Linked DNA regions of Homo sapiens: region 2 is linked to region 1. A link is a loop called in an ENCODE intact Hi-C map of the cell type or tissue named here. Cell type or tissue: mammary epithelial cell. All regions are shown on one strand. Links, peaks and the distances in the headings refer to the core of each region. The heading gives the core; the rest is flanking DNA.

Region 1 (12,677 bases), core at 4,322-9,321:
GCTTATACTCTTGCTAGAAAACCATGAAAACTTTCTCCATTATCATCATCTATTCTGATCAGCCCGGTAGTCAACATTGTCAATGGTGTGCACTATAATTGAAGGGGAAAAAAAGAAATTATTTCTGACTTATCTCATTTCAAATGCACGCTTGCATGATGATGTATTACACAAAGCCATTATCACAATTAAGTTAAAGCAAAGCTTGTGACCACCTAAAATGTTTGATTTTTCTCTTAACAAAAATAATAAAGAGATTTAGTCCAAAATAAGGAAATCAACTGTATAAAAAGAGATAAAGCATGATTTTACAGGAAGAAGGATTTCAATGTAGAAAATTCCTTTGTCAATATATTTTAAAAATTCTACTTTGGACCCACTATCACATATTCAATATTTTAGCAAGAAGGGAATTTCCTCCCTCCCCTCCACTGTGTATATTTCCTCTCTCCCCTCCTCTTCTGTATATTTGGTATACAGATACCAGATCCTTGCTTTATAACCCATGGAAACCTACCCAAAGATCAGAGGCATATGAGATTAAAATCTGGGGCATAATTTTCTAAACAGTATGTGTTGGGTCTTTTTGGAAATTTATTGGTCAAAACATTTTTTGTAAAATGGAAAGAAGATTTTAGTAGAGGAGAAACATTTCTATCAAGAGAACCTAAACAGTAGTTTCCTCAGATTTTCATGCCACTCCCCCAACACGTGATTCTTCTCTAAATCCCTGGCTGAGCAAGGAACCATTTTAATTAGACTCTGAGGCAAGCAACATTGTGTCCATGGTAACAGGTATAAAAAGAACTTAAAAAAAAAGAAAAAAATAAGAAAAAAATGTGATAACTGAAAATGTGTTTAAATCATGATAAAAGGATTTAAACAGATGTTATTTTTTTCAAAGTGTTATTTTAAAAAAGAATTTTAAAGGGCTCTTGATATGAGAAAAAATCATTTTTGGATGTATCTTTAGGGAAGGTTTCTCACTCCTAAATTCTGTAGTTCATGATTGCTATGGGTGAGTTGGATGCCTGTTAAGTGAAAGGGGCGCCCAAGGGGAGAAATCAGAAAGTAAAACCAAGGTACCTTCAGGTAGATGCTTCAGATCAGGTGAGCTAAAGTCTCTGCAGTGTTGTTTAGTAGGCTGCATGTGTTACGGTCCTTTTTTATTAAAGTTTGTGTTCAGAAAAGAGAAAGTACAGGACTTGAGTTTTGGAGACTGGTAGGGGTGTGGATAAACCTGGATATATTGCTTAGAAAATGACAAAAAATGAAGAAGCATAGAGCAGTGTATCCTTCAGTGGTAGATGCACTTGCTTCCACAGCTTTAGACAAGCCTGAACTTATGTGAAATAATTTTCTTACACTATGAATTTGACCACCTCTTTATTATGTGCATTCTCTCTCTCTATATATATATATAGATATATAATTCATTTTATATATGATGTATATAATTCATTCACTTTAGATATATATAATATATTGCATATATTATTTATGTATATATATATAGAGAGAGAGAGAGTGAGACAGAGACAGAGAGAGGGAGACAGAGAGAGGCAGTCATAGTCAAGAGGTTATCCCTAGCAACCCACATTTTCAGAATCAGTAGAAAGTCATTATGAACAAGGCCAAGGTAAGAAGAGGGGCTTGTCCTCATGTTGATTTTTTGTTTTTCTGCCAATTACTTTCTCCAGGAATAGTGATTCTGCCACTTTGTTTGAAATATACAAATGACTCCCTGAAGTTAATTGTCCCTCAGAAAGCCCAGGCAAATTCCATGGAACTAAGTGAAGGGTAAGTTATAAGAGGAAACCCAGAGAGAGTAGTAGGAAAGGAGACTTTGGGCCTGGCAGAAGGATGGCTTATTTTGGCTGGATTCCTTCTGAAGCTTAACTACCCACTGATTGAAAGCAAATTGGATGTTAAGGAAGGCTGGAGTGCCCATGTGAAGGAAAACAAACAAGCAGTGACCCTAAGTTGGTCTTGGAGGAAGTCAAATCTCTTGTTGCTTTGCCTCAAATGTTGAAAGAACTTAAATACAGCTTTGTGTACAACATAATTTTCAGTTATTTGGATTTTTGTAAATAAACTGGTTATCTGAGAAAATACCAGCCAGTAGAGGTGAACTCTGAAGAGTAGGAGAGAATGTGGGAAAATAAATTAAAGTATTTTATTTTAAATTTGTTCTTAGATTTGATATTTAAATTAATAGGCTTTCTAAGAGTAGTAAGTCTAGATTTATCATATAAGATAAAGAGTATAACAGCATAGCACTGATTATAAATCATTTTTTATTGAACGGGGAATTACATTTCATACATCATTCACAAATTGATATAGTAATTACAAAAATATTCCTGATTCTACATACACATACAAACGAACTCACGCACGTGAAGACATACTCATATAAACATATACACATAGATATTCACACTTACATGCAAACAGGAAAAAATCAGCTGTACATGGAATCTCATATTATAGATGGATTTCACTTCTGCTACTCTATTACAATGTGAGTATAATACCTACTTACAATTAAATTCTACACTCTGAAGTTTCATTTTACACTCTCTCAATTTGCCTAAGTGCAAAATTGTATGTGTTTGTGAAGACATTTGTAATAAAAGGAGAATCTTTTCCCAAAGTTTTTATTTTTGGATATCATTTCTATGATATTAATAGGTGTCCCATAAGGAAAAGGTCTCCATAGCTACATGTGTTTATAGAAATTATGGTTTAAACTCATCTTTTTCATGAAAAACTTCAAGATTTTTAACTTATTTATTATGAATCTCTCAATGAGAGTTATTCTATATTGGCCAAACAAATTTGTTCATGGAAAGTTATTTTCGCAGCATCTTCTAAGAAAAATAAAACATAAGATGAGATACATTGACAAATAGAAGGTCACTGTGGTTCAAACAGTTATTGTTCAAAGTCTACATCCTTTTAAAATGAATGCTAGTTGCATATCTACTAGGCCAAACACTGTACAACAGCTTGTTTTGTCCTTGGGATAACCCCATGAGATACATGTGAATATCTGCCTTTAATGAACAAACAAGCTAAGACCCAAGAAGGCTAAATATTTTTTCTCAAGTCCATGCGGCTAACAAAGATGAAGCTAAATCTTGAAATAATGTGTTCTGTAGACTATGTTCTACCAGAAATGATAAGCAGCCTACTGACTTATTTTTCAAATCAGCATCCATGCATGCGCTATGCAAGTAAGAGTACAGTTTTGAGAAAGGAGAGTATTTCTCTTTACGTCATGATTTTAGAGGTGCCAGGAAACCTGCCCCCCTCCTCAAAATGCCTTCTCAAACCATCTACATAATGCAAAACTTCTGAGTAGAAATGCTTCTTTTAAAAGATTTATTTTCTCCTCTGAAAAATGCAAATATTCTTGCAAATTCTTTAACACTGTCTCAATACTTTAAAGAAGTTCCCAAATCTGGCTGAGCAGCAGCAATTACTTAGAAAAAACTTTAAAAATATATAGACACCTTACAAAACCCTAGATCTTTTCAAACATAGTAGCTAAAGCTGGAGTTGAGAAATCTTTATTAATATTTTGAAGTTCCCAGGTAATTTTAGTAATTATTACTTAAATCTCTATCAATCTTTTCCCTTCTCAGTGTGAATGGACTAATTAGAGAGACATTAAAACAGTACAGAACTGTAAATTTGGAGTCACAGGATTTGAATTGAAATCTCAGTTTCACCACTTAATCTCTATAAGAGGCTGGACAAAATAAATCGTCCCTTTTTGACTTAAATGTATTCATTTTATAATGGGGATACTAATATTTCTCAAATATTGTTATTATTATTAAAATATATAATGACGGCAAAGAGCTTTTTGTATGCTATATACTTGTTGTTTCATCTTCTTTCTTAAGAGTACAGTTTTATTCCTGGTGCCACATGGAAGAATTAAGACACTGTTTCAGCATTGAAAAAGACAGGCTGATACAGAAAAGAAAAGGACACAGCCAGGAATAGGGGCCTCCCGCGTTTCTCCTTGGCCTTTCCATATTTGTGCTTCTTCCCTGGGTCTTTTTCATCAGAATGAAACTGAAGGACACTTTGGCCCCAGAGGTGTCGTCATGACTGAGTCTGGATCAGATTCGGCTTACTTGAGCCTTTCTTGTTGGCAGCTATTGTGGCTTTAAATAAAGTCGCGTCTATGAAAAAGCAGACCAGACTAGGCTCAAAGGAGAATCCCCATTCTTGATGACACTGTTATCTGAGTATACCACTTCTAAAATATGATACTGACCAAAAAGGGGATTCATATGATCTATTTCCAGAGTTTAGGGTGCAGTCTTAAGAAACAGTTTCTTGCAGCAGAGTGAGACCACATCTTAACAAAAAAAAAAAAAAAAAAAAAAATTAGCTAGGCATGGTGGCATGTGCCTGTGGTCCCTGCTACTTGGGAGGCTGAGGTGACAGGATTGCTTGAGCCTGGGAAAGAAATAATTTTGTTTTGCTTTGAGGCAGAGTTTTGCTCTGTCACCCAGGCTGTAGTGCAGTGGTATGATCTCGGCTGACTGCAACCCCTACCTCCCGAGTTCAAGCAGTTCTCCTGCCTTAGCCACTCAAATAGCTGGAATCACAGACAAGCCACCATGCCTGGCTAATTTTTGTCTTTTTAGTAGAGATGGGGTTTCATCATGTTGGCCAGGCTGGTCTTGAACAACTGACTTCAGGTCATCTGCCCACCACAATCTCCCAAAGTGCTGGGAGAGAGCTACCGTGCCCAGCCAGAAATAGTTTCTTAAAGCAAATTCTTGTTAATACTAACAAAGTTTCAAAGTTGAATTACTAAAAAATAATCTTTGAATATATAAATAGAGCTTTTGTGTTTTTATTCATTGACTTTTGTTTTTTTTCACTAAATGAGTGAAATGTAATACAGGGCCTTAAATCTGTGTTATTGTTTTTGTTTTGATTGGTTGATTCTCTGGACACCTTGACTTGACACAACATAGAAACCCCAAATATTTACATCATAATAAGTGGCTAGCTTATGGAGATTCACAATCACAGGTCTATTTTTGAACATATTTTTCTTCTTGCATATTAAATATTTTCCAATTTTCAAGTACAAAATCTCTTTTTTATATTAATAGTATAAGATAGCATTAAAGTGCTATTAAAGGGAAACAATGCGTTTCTACATAAAATGGAAGGGTCTAAATTATTGTCATATTTTTAAACCAAAATTAATTGTGTTATGCTTCTCCAATGGCTGAAATGCTTTTTAAAATGTGTCTAGGCATACTTATTGATATCACAACTTTGGAATTGTAAGGACACAATAAGTGAATAATTTTCATAAGATTCTTTTTTATTTGACTTATTTTTATGAATCTCCTACTGCTACAAGCTACACAATATACATGTGTTGCAAGAAAATAAAAGAATCTTCATCAAGTGAATAATGTTGCCAGTTGAAGAAAGCTGTGTAGCCATGCTATTACAAGGTACTACAGCTCCAAATAGTTGTCAGCCAGCTCTCATTTTGCTCATTATCCAATTCTTCCCTGTTACCAGAAAACCGTGCCACCTAGAAGTTAGTTGATCTATATGAAATTGCAAAGGTTTAACCATTTTTTATCTGGAAAGGAATGAGCATTTCTTACAGTTCCATTAAACATTGAATCAGTTACATGTCAGAAGACAGTCAAATTAGTATTACCAAGTCTAGCAAAAAGCACATTCTTCCTCAAATAAAAACAAAAAGAAAAAAATTCCAAGGCACAGACAAATTCAAATAGATAGGTAAGCTTATTCATAGTTCAAACAATTTTCTCAATTCAATAAATGATAGACCATTTTTTGTTTCATAGGGTGTTAACAAGAATGAGCTTTACTATAATAACCGCCTCCAATTTGCAATTTATTATATAAACTTCTTCCAATTGCACCATTAAAATAGTGCAAGAACAATTTCTTATGACACGAGAAGTCTTCTGGACACTGATTACGGTACATAGTGCTAATGCTTACAATATAGCTCTTATAGGATTCTGCAGTTTGTTCATTCATCAGAAATAGATAAGAAAAAAGGCTTGAATCAATCTCACACAAGCTGGTATGAAAATAGACATGTTTTAATGATCAGTAATATCAATATAATTCTTTCATCGTATCATTTGTTATCAAAACATTTTGAGATATGGAATATTGATAAAATTCTAAGAGAATATCTCCAAGACTGGAAATTTCAAAATTAAAAGCAATACTTAGAGAAAATTGCCACAATCTCATAGTGGAAATGGATTATTACAATATTTAAAAAAACAGCCAGAGTAAATTCAATATGTAGGTAAAATGTATTACAACTATGCATATTATAATTGTTCACTAAGGCAGCCCATTATACCTGATAGAAATTTTAAAATAGGAATTTGGGAAAGGTTAGTCAATGAGATTCTGGACCCAAGCCCAGATCTCTTTATTCTCCCTTTAAAGTTTCCTCTAACTAATTAAACTGCTTCACTGTGTCCTAAAACAGAATATTTATATCATATATTACTTTTGTGTACCATAGATTTTATTCCATAGATTAAGGCCTGTTACCTGTCAAGAATCTGAATTAGAATAAAATAATATTGCCATTTTTCATTGTCTCAGTCCCCACTTCCTTTCTTCTTTTTGTTCTCCGCTATATTTTTAAAGCTGGTGCTGTCTGTGACATGCACTATTACTATTGGCATTTTATTGTGGCACAGGGTGGAGATGAGAGAGATCTCCCTAAAGTAAGCTTTATGTTTCTTAATGTATCCGTCAGTATAAACATTGTTTTAATTAGTAAATTCACTGGCAATAAGCCTAAATTAACAATAGTGGCCTGGCCACATAGCCTTAAATAATAGTAGTGCCCTCATCCTCAAAACTAAATAAAAGAAAACAAAAACAACACCTAACAACGAAACAAGGCTTATTCTCAGCTGATGAGACCAAACACCGGTTTGAAGGCCTTAGTGTGTGGTTGCACCTACAAACTCTTCCTATGGCCAGCCTGGGATGAAAAGGGATGCTCTAAGGGTGTGCACTATATATTTACCAAGTGCTGTGTCTGGTTTTGCTGTGTGTTCATCTTTGTCCTTCATATTCTAACTGTAGATGCTGAGTCAGATGATGCTCACCAGGGAATACATTCTTTCAAGTGATGTCTTCAATTACTAAACATGCATCCTCTTGTCTTAGGATTTCTGATTATCTAGTTACCTGAAAATGTATTGTACAGAAGTATTTAAGAAGTGTTCACCATGAAGTGTGCCTAGATATGCCTATTAAGCCTAAATAGCACTTTTTAAACAAATCACAAATTTAGCCATCTATATCCTTGTTCTGTTTTGTTTTAACAAAAAAAAATTTCCACTCTATTTTATTTCTGGATGTTTGGTTTAAGTAAAATATAAGTCCAAACTTTTGCAAATATAGAAAAAAATCATGTTGATTAAGGATGTAAAAAATGCAGTCTCTTCCTAGTTATAATACACCATGGTGGTGGTTTAAAACTAGAAAGTTTCCATTTAATGTAACCCAATGTTGCTTTTCTAAATGTTAGAAATTGTTACCCTTATTATTTTTTGGTTTATCTGAACACCAATCGCAGATAACTTGAGATTTCAAGTCAAAGTTGCTCTTTCACGGTAATTCCATTTAAAGTCTTGTTATATTTCTTGCTCTTATCAAAAAGCTTGTATCTAAACTTAAATGGAAGTCACATATGTAGCTTTGTGAGATCCCTAGTATCCTTTAAATGTTCCATGGGGCTCAGCCAAATGAGTAATTGTCCATCAGCTTATGGTTCATTAGGAACCACAAATCAGTTGAGTGGGAGGTGTTTCATAGGAAACTATTCAAACCTAAGTTTTGCTAGATTTCTGATGAATAGAATAGCCTAGGATAAGAAACTTTCATCTAGGAGCTCCAAGGTAGTTAGGCTGGTGGTAGCTAAGGCCTCTAAAGCTAATTGGGCAGATAAGAAAAAGGGGTAGCAATATGGTCAGGACATAGAAAGGAGACATTCCTCGGTGCTTATTGGCGAGTAGATGGCTGAGCTGGAAGGGTGATCTGTAAATGAAATTCACTAAAGAATTAAACTTCAAGAGGCATTCTCCACAATGAAAAATACAGCAATAAACCTTACAATTGTGATTTTTGTTTCTTTCTAAGGGGAAGACTATTTTCTTGTATGTATCAATTGCAAATCATTTTATTATAAGTGGTGTTTAGCTTCATAAGCAATCTCTTAAAATTGATTTTTACAAAAATATTTTCAATTATTATTTTCAATTAGACTACTATTTTAAGGGGAATAAAACTGTAGCATACTTCTAAATAGATGATTTCCCTGGATCATTTCTCCACCATTTTTTACCCTATGTGCATATGGCAAGAATCATTTAGTAGTGGATTTTCTCCTTAGTCCTATGGAAAGATAAATATATATTCCAAGTTTCAGAAATGCATGAAGAAAACCAGGTACCCGTGTTAAGGTTATTTGATATTAAGAAAAGCTTTGAAGTTACTGAATCTTACTGAAACGAACACAAACCAAAAATAGCTTTATGCAGCATTCCAAGAAAGATTGGAGAGATGCAGAAATAGTCTGCAAAGTTTTCTCAGATTCCAGTGATTTTGATACTTGAAAAGTGAAAGGGAACCTATGCACTAATTCAAATGATAAGCTAGCCTTTTAGAATCTTATACATATACTATATTGTTAATTAAAACATACTTTAATTGAGTAGATTAATTGGATAACTGTAACACAAACCATCTAGGCTTGCTTTATGCATATTAGAAAATTTCGTTAACCCAAAGAAGTATATTGTCCTACATGTCCTTTGGAAGAACTCTAAAAGGCACATCTTACCTGGGGGAGAAAAAAAGGGAGTGGTCTGGGAAATCTGTTAAAACACAGGTTACTTAATGAAAGAAGCTAATTATGATTTTAGAGCTTAAAAGGAAAGGTGTCTCTGAGGGTATAAGAAATGGGACAGAAAATTGCATGTGAAAGAGGAGAGGGGGTCGTGCATGGTGGCTCACGCCTGTCATGCTAACATTTTGGGAGGCTGAGGTGGGCACATCACTTGAAGTTAGAGACCAGGATGGCCAACATGGTGAAACCCTGTCTCTATTAAAAAATACAAAAGAAAAAACAAACAAACAAACAAAATTAGCTGGGTGTGGTGGTGCACGTCCGTAATCCCAGCTACTCAGAAGGCTGAGAAAGGAGAATTGCTTGAACCCAGGAGGCGGAAGTTGAAGTGAGCTGAGATCGCACCACTGCACTTCAGCCTGGGCGACAGAGTGAGAGGGAGACAACGTCTCAATATAAAGAAGCAGGACCAGGATGAAGCAATCAGCATTCCTTCACAGTAGCTAATCTGGGCAGGCATCACCTTGGGAAGGACAGCAAAGACAATCCAAACATTTTATGCTTTTCAGAAGAGACCATAAAGAGAAGGAACATGGCAGTTACAGTATCACATTGACTAGAAAGAAACAGAGTACTACCACAAGAATATAGAAAAAGCAAACAGGTCTTCCTATTCTCTGTTTACCACTCAATACTTCTGTGACCTCTGATCACTAAGAAATGAGTGAGTATTTTCCCCACCAGACGTGTCCGCAATTCTGACTCTATCTGCCTGAAGATAGCATCAGATCTCACAGGCTGAGGACTCAGTCCCAAGACTGCCCTCTAATTCACATGCGAATTGCAAGCCCCAGGTTGTGAACTGTACTTCTCATTAACCAGATATAAATCCAGGTTCCCACACCCTACTCCTTGGGTTTGATTAATTTGCTAGAGCAGCTTATAGAACTCAGAGAAATACTTTACTTACATTTACCCATTTATTATGAAGGATATTATAAAAGATACAGATGAACAGCCAGATGAAAGAGTTATACAGGGCAAGGCATGGAAGAAGGAGCATGGGATCTCCTCTCTTGTGCACCACCCTCCAGGAACCTCTACATGTTTAGCGATCCAGAAGCTGTCTGGACTCAGTCCTTTTGAGTTTTATGTAAGCTTTATTACCTAAGCACAACTGATTAAATCACTGACCCTTAGTGATCAACTCAACCTTCAGCCCATCTCCCCTCCCTGGAGGTTAGAGGGTGGGGCTGAAAGTCCCACACCTCTAAACATGCCTTTGTGTTTCCTGTGATCAGCCCCCATATTGAAACTATTTAGAACCTTCCAGCTACCAGTCATCTCTTAGCTCACAAGGGACACTAATCACCTCAGAGATTCCAAGGCTTTCAGGAGCTGTATGTCAGGAAACCAGGCTAAAGACCAAATACAACTGACCCTTGAACAACACAGGTTTGAACTTCAAGGATCCACTTATATGCACTTTTTTTTTTTTTTTTTTTTTGAGATGGATTCTCACCCTGTTGCCCAGGCTGCAGTGCAGTGGCGGATCTCAGCTCACTGCAACCTCTGTCTCCTGGGTTCAAGTGATTCTCCTGCCTCAGCCTCCCAAGTAGCTGGGATTACAGGCTCCTGCCATCACTCCTGGCTAATTTTTGTATTTTTAGTAGAGACCAGGTTTTATCACGTTGGCCAGGCTGGTCTTGAACTACTGACCTCAGGTGATCCACCTGCCTCGGCCTCCCAACATGCCTCGGCCTCCCAACATGCTGGGATTACAGGTGTGAGCCACTGTGTCCAGCCTATATGCAGATTTTTTCCACCTGTGCCACCCTTGAGACAGCAAGACCAACCCCTTCTCTTCCTCTTCCTTCTCAGCCTAATCAATGTGAAGACAATGATAAAGGCTTTATGATGATTCACCTGGATTTAATGAATATATATTCTCTTTCTTATAAATTTTCTAATAACATTTTCTTTCCTATAGCTTACTTTATTGGAAGACTATAGTATAGAATACATAAAACTTACAAAATATGTGTTAATCAATCAATATGGCTTCCAGTCAACAGAAGGCTATTTGTAGTTATATTTTGGAAGAGTCAAAAGTTACACCTGGATTTTTTTTCCTGCATGGGGGTTGGCCCCCTTAACCCTCACAGTGTTCAAGGATAAACAGTATATATAGTCATGAGCCGCATAACAACGTTTCAGTCAACAGCAGATGACATATATGATGGTGGTCTCATAAGATTATAATGCAGCTAAAAAATTTCTGTCATCTAGTGAAACCATAGCCATTGTAAGGTCATAGTGTGATTACTTTTTTAAAATAAATGAAGTGTAGCCTAAATTTACAGTGTTTATAAAGTGTACAGTAATGTCTCAGGCCTTCACAATCGCTCACCACTCATTCACTGACTCAGTCAGAGCAACTTGAATCCTGCAAGCTCCATTCATGGTAAGTGCCCTATACAGGTATACCATTTTTTAAATCTTTTATATCATATTTTTACTGTATATGTTCTATGTTAACATATGTTTAGGTGAATACTTACCATTGTGTTACAGTTGCCTACATTATTCAGTACATAACATGCTGTACAAGATTATAGCATAAAAGCAACACCCTATGATGTTCACATGGGACAAAATTGCCTACCAATGCCTTTCTCAGAATGTGTCCTCATCATTATGTGACACATGACTATATTTCACAATAGCATAATTATTTTATTTCCTTTTTCCTGAACAATTAATTAATCTTATCTAGCTTCAAGACTGTATACTTAGGCTGAGTGCAGTGGCTCACACCTGTAATCCCAGAGCACTGGGATTACAAAAAATTTATAAATTAGCCAAGCATGGTGGCACACACCTGTGGTTCAAGCTACTTGAGAGGCACAGGTGGGAGGATTACTTAAGCCTGGGTAGCAATGATTACAGTGAGCTGAGATTGCACCACTGCACTCCAGCCTGGGCGACAGGATGAAACCCTGTCTAAACAAACAAACAAACAAACAAACAAAAAACTGAATACCTTGTATACCTTCACTCTGAAGTTTAAAAAAGTATATTATTCAGATATTATTCAGTTAAGTAACTTGGAGTTTTTATTGTTATTTATTTGTACTTAGTAAATTGATTTGATTTTATATGGTATCTTAATGTAATTTTGCATATATAAGATTGCAAATATAATCATTGCATGTATAAGACAGCAGGACTTTTGGTATCTTATTACAAGTCATAAAAGCGTGAATGATTTTTAAACTACCTACTCTCCATATCTGTAATTTTACATATCAATATACTCCTAAAAAAAGAATTATACTACATTAATACAGAGCTTTTCACCAGATGAAAGCTTAATACAAAATTGGGACTACTGTTTATCTTAATTTGAACTATGAAAAAAAAATATTTCATTGACTTACATAGCAGAACTTTGAGTTATTGTTGAAAGTAATTGTTCACCTTGCCATCTTTGGCATCAAAATGCATAGATCTCAAAATTTCTTGGAGTATTCACACATCTAGGGGGAAAAACAAACTACACAGAACAGTTCTTCCACTGTGAAAAATAGCAAAATTCCACACCTACAACAAATTGCAAATTTTCACGTATTTGCTCCAGGCAAACATTTGCAATTTTCACAGCAAATAAGGCTGTTGGCTCCAATACACACTTTTTTTTTTTTTTTTTTTTTGGTCTTCTCCCCTCTTGGAAAAAAGTCACTGTCCCTATTTTCAGAAATAC
Region 2 (12,677 bases), core at 4,209-9,208, 110 kb after region 1:
TGGAAAGATCAAAGTGGCTAACAAAGAAGTTGAATGTGAAATTATCCAAATTGAAAGGGAGGTGAAGCTCGTCATAAGTGGTTCTTGTGATTACAGCACCCTATGTTTGAATGCACCTTTTGTTTTGTTCTGATGCACTTTTTCCTTTCTGAATTCTAAATATCCTCATGCAGTCCAGACTACCAATAAATCTATAGTCTCTTATATAATAGTGACTCTGAGATATTTGGAAAGATATGTTGAATGTGCAGGTTTGGCACAGAAATTGATAGACATATGTGAACCCAAGGAACAAACTCTAATGATGGAGAGAGAGCATTGTAACAGGAGGATAGAGATAAGTATCTATTTCCCTGTTCAGATGGTATCATGGAGAATGAATTTACCTACATTTATAATCAGCTTTGCTCATTCTTTAAATATTCAATCAGGAAGAGACACTAAAACAATTAGATACAAAAACAATATCTTCTAACGCTAGACAATCTACTGCAGGTCTCATTTTCTTAAGCAGTGTAAATTGACTCATTTCTGAGTTGATTTAAACAAAATCATTTTTTGCACCACATGCCTTAAGCTTTGTTCAGTTCATTTTGTTTGGAAAGACTTGTCGTTCCCGATGGTGCTATTCTTACTGTCATGCACACACACAGAGTTATTTCTCCCAGAAAGCCCTCCCAGATGTGCAGCTCACATAGCACAGGGGATCAACATAGAGGATTTGGAGGCAGGTCACCTTGCTATGCAAGATTCAATATAGAATTCTGTAAAATGGCATAATATTAATTTAATAAAAGAGTTTTGAGATATGCAAAGCAAGTGACTCAGCACCAAATATTCAGTGAACGGCAACACCATCAAATACTGGTAGAGTATAATCTATAGTCCAAGAAAATTGCAGTAATTTTGTTTTCTAAATAAACCTGTGATATAGGCAGATTAGCCAATTTGTACAGATGAGAAAACTAAAACTTGGAAAGGTCCAAAATTGTCACAAAGTTGTCATTAATTGGTCCCTCTAGTGACAGAGTTTAAAATGCAACTTTTCTGGTTTTATCTTTCCCCTAAACTGAAATTACCTGTAACCTATTCTAGAATCATTCTCTGACCAAAACTTATCAGGATTGTGTTACACATTGACTTAAGGTTTCTGCTTGATCTAGAATATTTGTCTATATATAATAGTGTTTCCAAATCAACAAAAATGATTACCCAATATTTATGATTACGCTTATATGTTGTTATCTTTTCTTATCTCATGAAACATATTTACATTATTTATTTTAAAGATGTGTATGATAATTCCGAATTGTGGGTCATTTTGGAATTTTCGCCCATGAGATTTGGACACATTTTTATTGTTATTTCTATGCCAGGTAATTTTGAATAATATTCTGGATATTGCAAATGTTATATTGTGCGAACTCTGAGTCTTGTTATAATCCTGTAGAGACTGTAAATTTGTTTTTACCACAAACCAACCTCGTTGTGTTCAGATTGTAAATTTTGTCCCTTGTCGTCTGAGCTATCTCAGTTCAAATCTCAGTTCATTCTCACACTTTCTGCTAGGCTGATTTGGATCTATGCATTGTATTTGTAGTTCAGGGTTATTGTAAGATTTGTGAAGGAGGTTCAAACCTCAGTTCAGCTCTCAAAACCTGTGAGACAGGTTCATTGCTGTTCCAAAAATGCATAGTTCATGGGTTAAATTGAGAATTGTGTATAGTTGTCTCCGGAATTAGCATATCCCCTTCTTTGAGTCTCATGTCTCAGGGATTCACCTATGCCTTCTAACCCACTGGGTCCTCTTTTCTGCTTTTTGTGGTTCAAGAAGATTTGTTTCATTGGAGTTTCAGTTATGAGTAAAAAGAAGAGTAAGAGGAAACTCATGCTCATGTGAGTTGCTTCTATAATTTTGGTCTCCCATGCAAAAGTTTTATACTTTTATTTAGTTACTGGTATCCTAAGATTACTGTTTTTGTTGTTTTTTAAAATAATTTGTGTAGAGTTTTCTGTTATTGTCAATGGAATTGATGGGCTACTCCACCAAGCCAGAAATGGAACTGTACAATGTCACTTTTGATATAAATAATTAGTGCATATAGTATTTGCTTCTGATTGTGTTATTTTGAATGTTATATCTCTCTGTGAACATTATATAATAAAAGACTCATAATCATCACCTGATTCCACTGAAAAAAAAAATAACCTCAAATCATCTATTCAAATTGTTGCCTCTAATGACTATCTTGTTTTAATTTTCTATTTCACTATCAAAGGTGCCATTTCACAAAAAAGTGATGAATCACTCAAAATATCTAGCTTTCATTGAAAGTTAGTGTATTAGTCCATTTTCACAAGCTATAAATAACTACCTGAGACTTAACTGACTCACAGTTCCACAGGCTTAACAGGAAGCATGAGTAGGAGGCCTCAGGAAACTTACGATCATGGCAGAAGGCAAAGGGAAAGCAAATACCTTCCTCACATGGTGGCAGGAGAGAGAGAGAGCACAAGGGAGAAGTGTCACACTTTTCAAACATCAGATCTCGTGAGAGAACACTCACTATTATGAGAACAGCAAAGGGGAAATCCGCCCCCATGATCCAATCATCTCCTACCAGGTCCCTTCCCTGACACGTGGGGATTACAATTTGATATGAGATTTTGGTGGGAACACAGGAGCCAAACCATATCAGTTAATAATAATAAATTTATCTTATACATTTCAGTAATATTACATTCTTAAGAAAGGCTTACTACTCTAAATGTGACCTAGCTTCTTGCTTTTACTGAGAAATGGGCTTTACCAGATGAGAATTTATTCCTAGATATCTAGGTTCATGGAGGTATTCAGTGGAAACCACTGAAAAACATAAGAAACATGCATGAGGAAAATGGCCATTCTCAGATACAGAAAAAGGTTGAGTAATAATCCCAAATAATCTTAACTAGATAGATATCAAATACCTTTCTTTTTAAAAAATTTATATATCATACATATATGAATACATATCTGTGATGCTTGGGGCCATCAAAATCTTGGCTTCTGGTTTGAGGGTTAATTTTAATAAAGTTCTGTGGGTACCTGGCCCAATGTCAATCTGCATGGCTGAGTAAATCTTCCAATATCTATCTCTTGATCAACAATTTTAGGGTTGCTCATTCTGTATAGCCACAATAATTAACCTAAAATTTCTGTTTTCACATAGCTCCATATTAGCTAAGGGGACAGGGAAACATGTGGACTCCATCATCTATAAGATAACTCTTCATATGATGAAATTTCTATTGTTTCCCTCAAACCATTTCTCCTCTAGATTAAGCAATGTCAGTTTCTTTCTTCGTGGTTTCTATTTTCCAATACTTTTCTCACATTCATTTTTTCCACTGCCGGATCCCTTTTATTGATTGGTGGAGCTCCCTATTGTTCTGGATTTGTGTCATTCTGACAAGTTTAATCTTTCAAATCAGTCCCAACTAACACTTCACATGTTCTAAACTTTGATTATCTCCATCCAGTTTTTACAGGTTATGTCCCTGTTTATATATTCACTAAAATGTTATCTTCCCATTTTCTTCTTTTCAAAGAGCAAACTACATTGCTCTTAAAAATATTATAGAATAGAAACCAACTTGTGACTAAAAAGAAAGAAGAAAAGGAGTAGTCACTATAGAAAATAACTCTACACTTAAAGTAGTGTTAAATGTGTGCCAAGCTGACTGACATGTATGACTTGTGAATATATGCCTTGAGTTCCCTTCTGTCTGTGTAAGGAAACTTTTAAATTTAGCAAGAGTTCTTCATATGGAGATCTACTGCTAAGAGGAAGGAATGAGAACTGAGCTGTTTATGAATAGTTATTAGATAGATGCAGCTTAAGAGCAGCTATTCACAGGAAAAGAAAAAAAATAATTCCGAATAGCTACCCATTCTGGCTAATGGCTGTGCTGGAACATATGCAAAGGTTGTGGAGGATTGAGGCCATTAGCTCAACAATGCAGGCCAACAGAATACTTTTTGCCTAAAACATATACACAATCATGGCAAAGGTTTTATTCAAACATCCGGCTTAGACATTTTTTTTTTATTAATTTGAAGGCACAGCCTAAGGTGAGATTTAGTGTTAACAGGGTTAGTGCTTTCATGAAAGTCCAATATTAATATCTGCATTATTACAGACTCCAGGTTGCCATAATCAGGAAAAGAAAAATGCTTCAAAAATATAAGAATCTTTAAACCTACAAAAACCTGAAATCCTAGGCTGTCATTGCCATCTTAATTGACCTCTTCCATGGAAGGAAAAAAAAAGAGTCAAGTGGAAATGTGAGCCTAGATTTACAGTTTTAACTGTAAGTTGCTTATTTTAGTTATACCGGGACAATTTCACTACTTCATTTTGTACATGTCATTTTTCCTCACAATTATATTCTGTACGTTGATTGAACAAGTCGACATAACATAATGCACGGCAAAAAAAAAAATTGTTTTAAATTATAGTAACATGATACATAGTTTTACAATTGGAAAAGTTTTGTGTTTCTTTCTCTCAGAAGTAGAAATTGCCAGAGATAAATTTATAGGTTTTCAATTTATTAAGGCATCATAACAATTACTTCAGCCTATTAATTATTTGACTACAGTATAATTTGTATGACTTAGATTCAAAATCCAAAACAATATTTCTAAAACATTAGTAAGTTTTTATTGTCAGTGAGTTTCTCGAGATCAGGGGCTGTATATTTTTCCCTTGTAAATTTCCAGGGCCTACCATGGTACCCTGAACAATATAGAAGATACAACATTTATGATTATTAAGTCAATATAGAGCAGTGACAAATTTTTCTACTGCAAAATATAATGGTATTTTGGAATTCAGAGTTAAATCTAAAAGTAGCAATTAGAAATAGGAAAGACCTTATGTATACATTTAAGGTTCTTTCCAAAATAATTTATTTTCTTTCCACAGTATAACGTATTGTTATTTTTTCTAGTTCAGTTTGAACTCAGTGCAATGGTTGTAGCTCTCGCTGTTTTATTTTGCCCACAGTGAGTAATTTCTAATGCAGCATAACTTTGACAGAAGTGTACTGAGGATGAATGTCAACAGGGACCTAAAGAATCCAGCTGAATGGAGAAGTTATTCCCATGAGAGGGCAGCTTCTTTCAGTTCCTCTTCATTTCCTTCCTCACTCCTGCCTGGGTATTTCCTTAGATGATACCTTTTATGTGTATGACAAACTCAAACTGGCCAGCCAAAAATTCATTTACTGCAATTATTTTGCCTTCTCAGGCAGCACCATGTAACAATAACAACAACAACAACCAAAAAAAAAAAAAAAAAAAAAAAAAAAAGAAAAACAAAAAAACTTCTCTATCAGTTTCACTTGGCATGGAACATTTTTAAGAAAGAAAGAGGAAGGAAAATCCCAAATAGTAAACAAATACAACGTTAAAAACTACATTTTTTTTTCTTCTGGGAAATCTAAACCTGTGGAAGAACATCATGACACCTTCAAACAGAATGCCCCTAGTGCAGTTAGAAACAGTAAGAACTTCAAAATTATTTAACCTATATCATATTTTTAAACTGATACAAACTCTAACACCAATTCTTATTGGATCTCTGACATCATGAGAAGGATAAATGATTTTTTAATTAGATGTAGACACCACTGTGCCTAGCATAGTGCTGAAAACAGAAGGTGGTACATAAATTGTTATTGAATAAACAGATAAAGATCTAGCTTTGAAGAAGTTTATGGAGAGAAAGGAGAAGCAAACATGTTTATGATTTTAGGTCTCATTGGGGACATGAAAGAAAAGAAAATGTGTCAATCAAGATAAATTACTATAGCATGAGTCTTTCTTCCTCATAGATTTCCCTTCTGTCATTCCAAACTTTCTGTTTTAGTAACCTGTTTAGACCCTTTATCACAGAATGTAAGGTGAGGACTGTCATGATAAGAACAAGGTATGATAAAGTTTCTGAGAATCTGCCTTTTAGCATCACTTATTTGGGAAGTCTCTTCACTTTTTTTCTCTAAGACATAGAGTTGGGAAATGCTCTTGAAGTATGCTTTACATTGCAGAATATTGATATCATAATTAACCATTCTTTTTTTTTTTTTGAGACAGAGTTTTGTTCTTGTTGCCCAGGATGGGGTGCAATGGTGCAATTTCGGCTTATCGCAACCTCTGCCTCAAGTGATTGTCCTGTCTCAGCTTCCCAAGAAGCTGGGATTACAGGCACCCACCACCACACCCAGCTAATTTTTTGGTATTTTTAGTAGAGATGGGGTTTCACCTTGTTGGCCAGGCTGGTCTTGAACTCCTGGCCTCAAGTGATCTGCCCGTCTCAGCCTCCCAAAGTGCTGGGATTACAGGTGTGAACCACCATTCCCGGCCCATAATTAATCATTCTTATCTGAGCATCTCAAATATTATTTTTGAGGATGCAGCCATGTCGTTAACTAGTGCCTTCTTCCAAAATGAGAATCATATGGAATTCCAACCATTATGTGTTTACATCTAGCTTTGTTGTACATTTCTTATCTCCCCCGGGAACATGAAGAAATGATGATCACATGAGGTGATCTGGTTCAGACTTTCCAGCAGAGATTAAGCATTCTAGGAGAACATGACTGCTTGAATGAGAGCAGTTACTTAACTGCTCTCCCCATCCAGCAAGTGATGTACCACAAAATTGAAAAATAATGTAAGCTGACATCACAGAATGCTTATTGCATATCAGGCTCTTTGCTAAATTCTTAGTGCAAATGTTCTCATTTAACCTCAAGAAACTCATACCACAACCTAAAAAGGATACACTAGCATTATCCTCATTTTACTCATGAGGACGCTGAGGCTAACTAAGGGCTAGTAAGTTTCAGAGACTATTTCAAACACAGGCCTCCTGTGTGATTCCAGAGCATAAACTCTTCTAAATACTGTACCTTCTCTCTTATCTCTCCACCTACACCTTGCGATGCTGCCACTCCATGAGATCCTGCAGTTTATTTTTCTTTCCCTTCATTATTACAAGTCTCCTAACTTGTTCCTCTTCTCTGTCTATTCCTTTCTAGAACTAAGCCACTCTCCTTGATCTTCCTAAAATGCAAACACAGTCAATTCACTCTCCTCTTTAAAATCTCATTATGAATCCCTATCGTCCACAGTCCACAGAGGAAATGTCAAACTCTTTATCATTCTATTCAAGGATGCTTGAGTCATACCATGGCTAGAATTTCTGAGCAATGCTGCTGCTTGTGGTTTCTAAACCCCAGCCTCTCATATTAGTGTTCTGAGTCTCTGATTAATATAGTTGTCTACCAACAGGACCATACTTGAGCTTCAAATGGCCTGAGATCTCTAATACCTAGAAGCACTGATGATGCAGAGCATTGACCAATCCAGGCAGATTATTGGAGTTATCTGGAGATAACTGCAGATTATCTGGAGTGCAGTGGCGCAATCTCGGCTCACTGCAACATCTGCCTCCTGGTTCAAATGATTCTCCTGCTTCAACTTCCCGAGTAGCTGGATTACAGGCACCAGCCACCATGCCAGGCTAATTTTTTGTATTTTTAGTAGAGATGGGGTTTCGCTATGTTAGCCAGGCTGGTCTTGAACTCCTGACCTCAGGTGATTCACCTCTCTGGGCCTCTCAAAGTGCTGGAATTACAGGCATGAGCCATCACACCCAGCCTATTAATGTACTCTTTTTTCTTTCTTTCTTTCTTTTCTTTTTTTTTTTGTTTTTTGTTTTTTGTTTTGTTTGTTTGTGTGTTTGTTTGAGATGAAGTTTCCTTCTTGTTGCCCAGGCTGGTGTCCAATGGTGCAATCTCAGCTCACCACAACCTCCGCCTCCCGGGTTCAAGCGATTCTCCTGCCTCAGTGTCCCGAGTAGCTGGGATTATAGGCATGCACCACCATGCCTAGCGAATTTTGTATTTTTAGTAGAGACAGTTTCTCCGTGTTGGTCAGGCTGGTCTCGTTCTCCCAACCTCAGGTGATCCACCCACCTCAGCCTCCCAAAGTGCTGGAATTACAGGTGTGAGCCACCCCACGCAGCCCATGTATTCTTAATAGAAACCACAATTACCTAATACTTTTGCTGGGATTCTGTCACTTATCTTTAATAATTAGACTCATGCTTAACTGTCCAGACTTAACCATGGCTACTCTCCTCAGTCACCAATGTTCCACTTTTACCTTGAGAATTTGCCTGAACACACTATGCTGGCTTGTGATTTCTATTGTTCAACTGTCCATTACACTCCCTCCATTCATCTTGGAAAAAATTTTCAAACATTTATTCCTCCTCTTGTCGTCACCTGATATACTTAGGTGTTCCTCCTGTTGTGTACCAGAAATACACCTGACATTGTCTCTGGACTGTGAATACTTTGAGAATAAGAACTATGTCTTCTTCATAAGTGTATATTTAGAAACCAATGCATTTCTTATATAATGGATGCTTAATCAATATTTGATGAAGGAAGGCAAGCAGGCAAGCAAAGAAGGAGGAAGGAAGAGGGAAGGCAACCAGAAAGAAAAGAAAGAAGGAAGGATGGTAGAAGAGGTGAAGGGAGGGAGAAAATGATATTAGGAAACACTACACAGTTATTCTATCTGTGATACATAAAAATGCCTGAATCTCAGTTTTCCTCTCCTGTTTGATTAAGCTGAAGTAAAAGAAGCAGAGCCTTAAGTATGCTCGACTATATAAAAGTAAATAGAGTATATCATAAAAGCCAAGTAAACTTCTCAAAGAGAAATAGAATTAAAAGTCAAGTGCATGCCTTTATGTTTTCTGATTCCCGCTGTGATTTAAGTTTAATCTCTGGGTTCCTAAACAAAAATTTCAGGTAACTATCCACTTAACATTTTTCTAAGGATCTAGACTTGCAGTAAAGATACTTACTTACTTAAATAGACCTACTGTATGAGACAATACTATTAAAAGAAAATGTACTAGTACTTTTGTGTATGCCTGAAGAAATCAGTTTGCTAATTTTAGGACTTTGCCAGGTGGACTGACGCTGATTTCCAAGATTGTCTGGCCCTATGTCTTTCTTGACATACTAGAAAGGACATTTGATGTACACACTGTGATATGTACAGGGAAACCATAGCCCTTGTCCTGAAATGACTTAGGAAATAAATTTGTCTATCCCCACTGCCTTTGATCTTATTAAAAGTCATCGAGGCTTATTCCTAGCACTGAGAACATAGAAACAGGCATTTGATTATGCGCACATCACATGGTGATACGATGGTCTTGCCACGAACTGGAAGCATTCTGTCAAATTAGAACATTGATTTCAATTAGTCTTTGTAAACAAGAGTTACTGATCAACTGTTCTAAAATAAAATATTATTTTTGCCCTCATGGAGTATAAAATCTAGAAAATAAATGAGGTAAAAAGCAACATCAGTTAATGCTAAGTATTCTGAAAACCAATAAAACATGATAAGAGAAAAAACTGTTGTTGTCAGGGGAGGTGAGCACTCAATTATGGACTTTCTGAGAACGTAGCTTTGGATCAGAGATCCATAGCGAGGTCATGAGATTTTCCAGGGGAAGAATGTGCCAAGTAGACAGAAGAATAAGTGCAAAGGCCCTGAGGTGAGATTGTGCTTGGCATGTTCAAAAAATGGCAAAGAAGTCACCATTGCAATCACAAGATCAGCTTAGGGATAAGGTTGCAGAAAACAGGGAAGGCGCTATTACGTAGGGCTGCGTAAGCCATCGGGGGAAGAAAAACACTGTTTTTTACTGAAAATTGAGTGAAAAGGCAAATGAAAGTTTTAAGAAAGGTAATGAAATGATCAGAGTTATTTACTAAATGAATCACCTTGACTAATAGGCAGAGAATAGATACAATGATTGAAAAGTAGAAATGTTCTTGAAGAGAGGCAATGCTGCCTCGGTCCTGGGGTATGGCAATGACAGTAGCAAGAAGTGGTCCAATGTAAGACATCTTGAAGAAAGGGCTAACAGAAATTATCAATGTGCAGTATGAAAAAAATGAGGCAGAAAGGATAATTGTAAAGTTTGGGGCCTTAATACCTGAAGTAATGGAGTTACATTTTATTTGGAAAGGTGAGCTTGGGGAAGAAGCAGATTTGGGGGATAAAACTATATTTTATTTTTGTTAAATTAAGTTTGAGATGCCTATTGAGCATCAATGAGACTCAATGGAAATCTTGAGTCTGGAGCTCAAGGGAGAAGCCTGTGATAGATACATTTTAGGGTCATCCATATAAAGATGATATTTAACATCTGCAATCTGAATGAGACCACCAAAGGGATGAGAAAATAGACAGAGAGGAGGAGTTTCAAGGGCTGAGTCCTTTGAAGAGTATCCAGCAATCAGTCAGAGAATGGAGTGATTATATTGTAAGAATGTTGAGACTATGTCCAGTTGTTCTTAGAAACTTGTGCTGGAGAATTATACTATTGGTAGGCATTGGTTACATTTTCTGCCCTCTTTTTGAGGCCTCATGAAAGAAAGTTCTTTCTAGTCCTAGAACTATGCATAATTATGTTCCTCCTGAAAAACTATTTTATTATATTATGACACTATGAATTATAAAATAGTTTGTAACTTTTTTTTATTTACAGTTGCTTCTGAAAGCATACAGTCTAATTGGTTAGACACTCCTAGCAAGTGTAAAATCCCTTAGGGAACAAATTTTATGTACTAACCTCGCTTGTGACTCTTTCTTATCTTTCCTACCGTTATTTTACCTTTGTTCTGTTCCCTAAACACACTTAATCTTTAATTTTACTTTATTATGTTGCAATTTTACATACTTATGTAAGTTACTGTATATCATTTCTGGAATTAATAAGAGCATTAATAGGTTTATAGACAGTAGAGGATAGACAGATGATAGATGATACATAGATTAGATAGATTGGTAGATAGATAGATACATTGATTGATAAGGCATCGATAGTTTTAAACACAGTAAGAGTCACATATTTTGGTTTCAGTGGCATTTTGAAGGAAGTGTGCTGTTGTTGGGCAGTGTCTTGTGATAGAATGTCAACAGGTCTGTATCTGACTGATAAAGAAACTCAGTCGGTTTCTATTCTGTGCATCATATCAAGACAAATGCAAGTTACAGGATGTAGCCCTCTTCCCTATACTATTCTCCACTTGCATTTATTTTCCCTACACATATTGAAATCTGAAAACTAGGCTGAACTAAACATTAGAGAAGCTTCTATAGTGAGTTTAGCTTCCCTTGAGCCATGTGCAAATGAGCTTATTTTATACATATATATTTATATAAAATCTGCTCTCATAATACACATTGGTCAAAATGCCTTTGTCTGGTTTAAAAAAATAATATGTGCACTCCACCAAAAAAGTTCTACAGCTATTTTTCACTGTATGTTCAAACAAACAAAGGAGACAAAAAGAGAAACTAAAGATTATTTTTAATGATAACAAGCCAAAACTTCACCTCGAAATTACACGTGCACACTGAATTCTGCACATGTCCAATGGAAGCTCTCACTTAAAATCAAATTATTTTTCAAACTAAAGCTGTGAAGACTTAAACTGGGAGAATCTGAGATCTGGCCCCTTTTATAATACTTTGAAGTACAGCTGGGAAGTTAGGATTTCTGGAAACCTATCTTTGATTTCCACTAAATTTATTGCATCACACATTTCAATTTTGCCTTCATTGTGCATCCATTAAACCATTAAAAAGTATACAGTTCTTGCAAGGGGTAGGATTGGGAGAAGTGGGGTTGGGATTATATTTAAGTCTTCACTGTGGGAAAATTCCTGAGTTCCTCATACCCTGTTAATATTCAAAGGTAGCTGTTGATCAGTTATCTGACAGGTAGAGAATAATTCACATTGCCACAAAATTACAGTAACCTTTTTGGAAATGTCTTGTGGTTGAACATTTTTATTCCTTGGTCAGGCAAATAAGATCACCATTATATTCAGAGAGGATGCTTGAGTCTGCGCCTCCTGTTTAGGAGAATTAATATATTCTTAGGACAACTGTCACACTACACAAACCCCGTGCTATCTGCAAACAGCTTGGGGAAAATATTTCCTTAGGTCTGACATGAACTAGGCACCTCTTTTATGATACTTTTTTGGCAGAGAGAACCAGCCTCAACAAACCAGCTTCTTTCCAGTCATACTGCGTACACATCCACCACCTCTGGCCTTATTTTTAAACCCAATGATGATAATAATTTTAAGGGCTGGGAATTATGAAGGCTTACTTGGCAGAGTCTTCCTATTGTGAATGATAAATCAAACTTGGGGTGCTTGCCAGCAAAAAAGTTCTTTCTTATCTCAGTAAATAAGTGAGGGTGGGCCTGATAAAGGCAAGACAATTTGGTAAGAATATTGTGATAGGGGCAACGGGTGGGCTTTGATATGGTTTTATTGCCTGCCTCATTTCAGTTTTTGGCTCACACACATTTGTCCACAAGCAGTGTCAGTTGGCTTTTTCCTTTCACAGCAGATTTTCTTACCTTGTAAGTAGAAACCTACGTTAACCCTCTGCCAGTAAAAATAAGAGAAGCATTTTCTAAGCATATTTCTAATCAGCCATTCCTCTCAATAAGTGGATCTGTAAGACTGCAAACATAAAACATTGTTTTCTAGTCACCCCGATTTCCTAAGTGTGT

The links. Hi-C counts contacts between places; a loop is a spot of excess contacts. Peaks named below come from ENCODE experiments on the same cell type or tissue, not always from the same donor. Only the 100,000 strongest peaks of a DNase experiment are listed, where the experiment ranks them.
Region 2: a loop joins it to region 1, with 3.0 times the contacts of the local background. A loop is called at or near these places in 2 of 110 quality-filtered maps.

What each region holds. Positions count from the first base shown.
Region 1 is chr2:145,624,603-145,637,279 of GRCh38, forward strand. LOC105373664 (a long non-coding RNA gene) reads right to left here and starts at 7,251. Exons shown (of 8, transcript XR_923414.2): 1 at 7,088-7,251. In mammary epithelial cell, for the core only: no CTCF peak of the experiment used is centred there; a DNase peak (open chromatin) is centred at 7,159.
Region 2 is chr2:145,738,071-145,750,747 of GRCh38, forward strand. No RefSeq gene overlaps it. Among named protein-coding and RNA genes, the nearest start is that of LINC01966, 860 kb to the left of the region's middle. RefSeq lists a silencer at 11,081-11,160. In mammary epithelial cell, for the core only: no CTCF peak of the experiment used is centred there; a DNase peak (open chromatin) is centred at 7,291.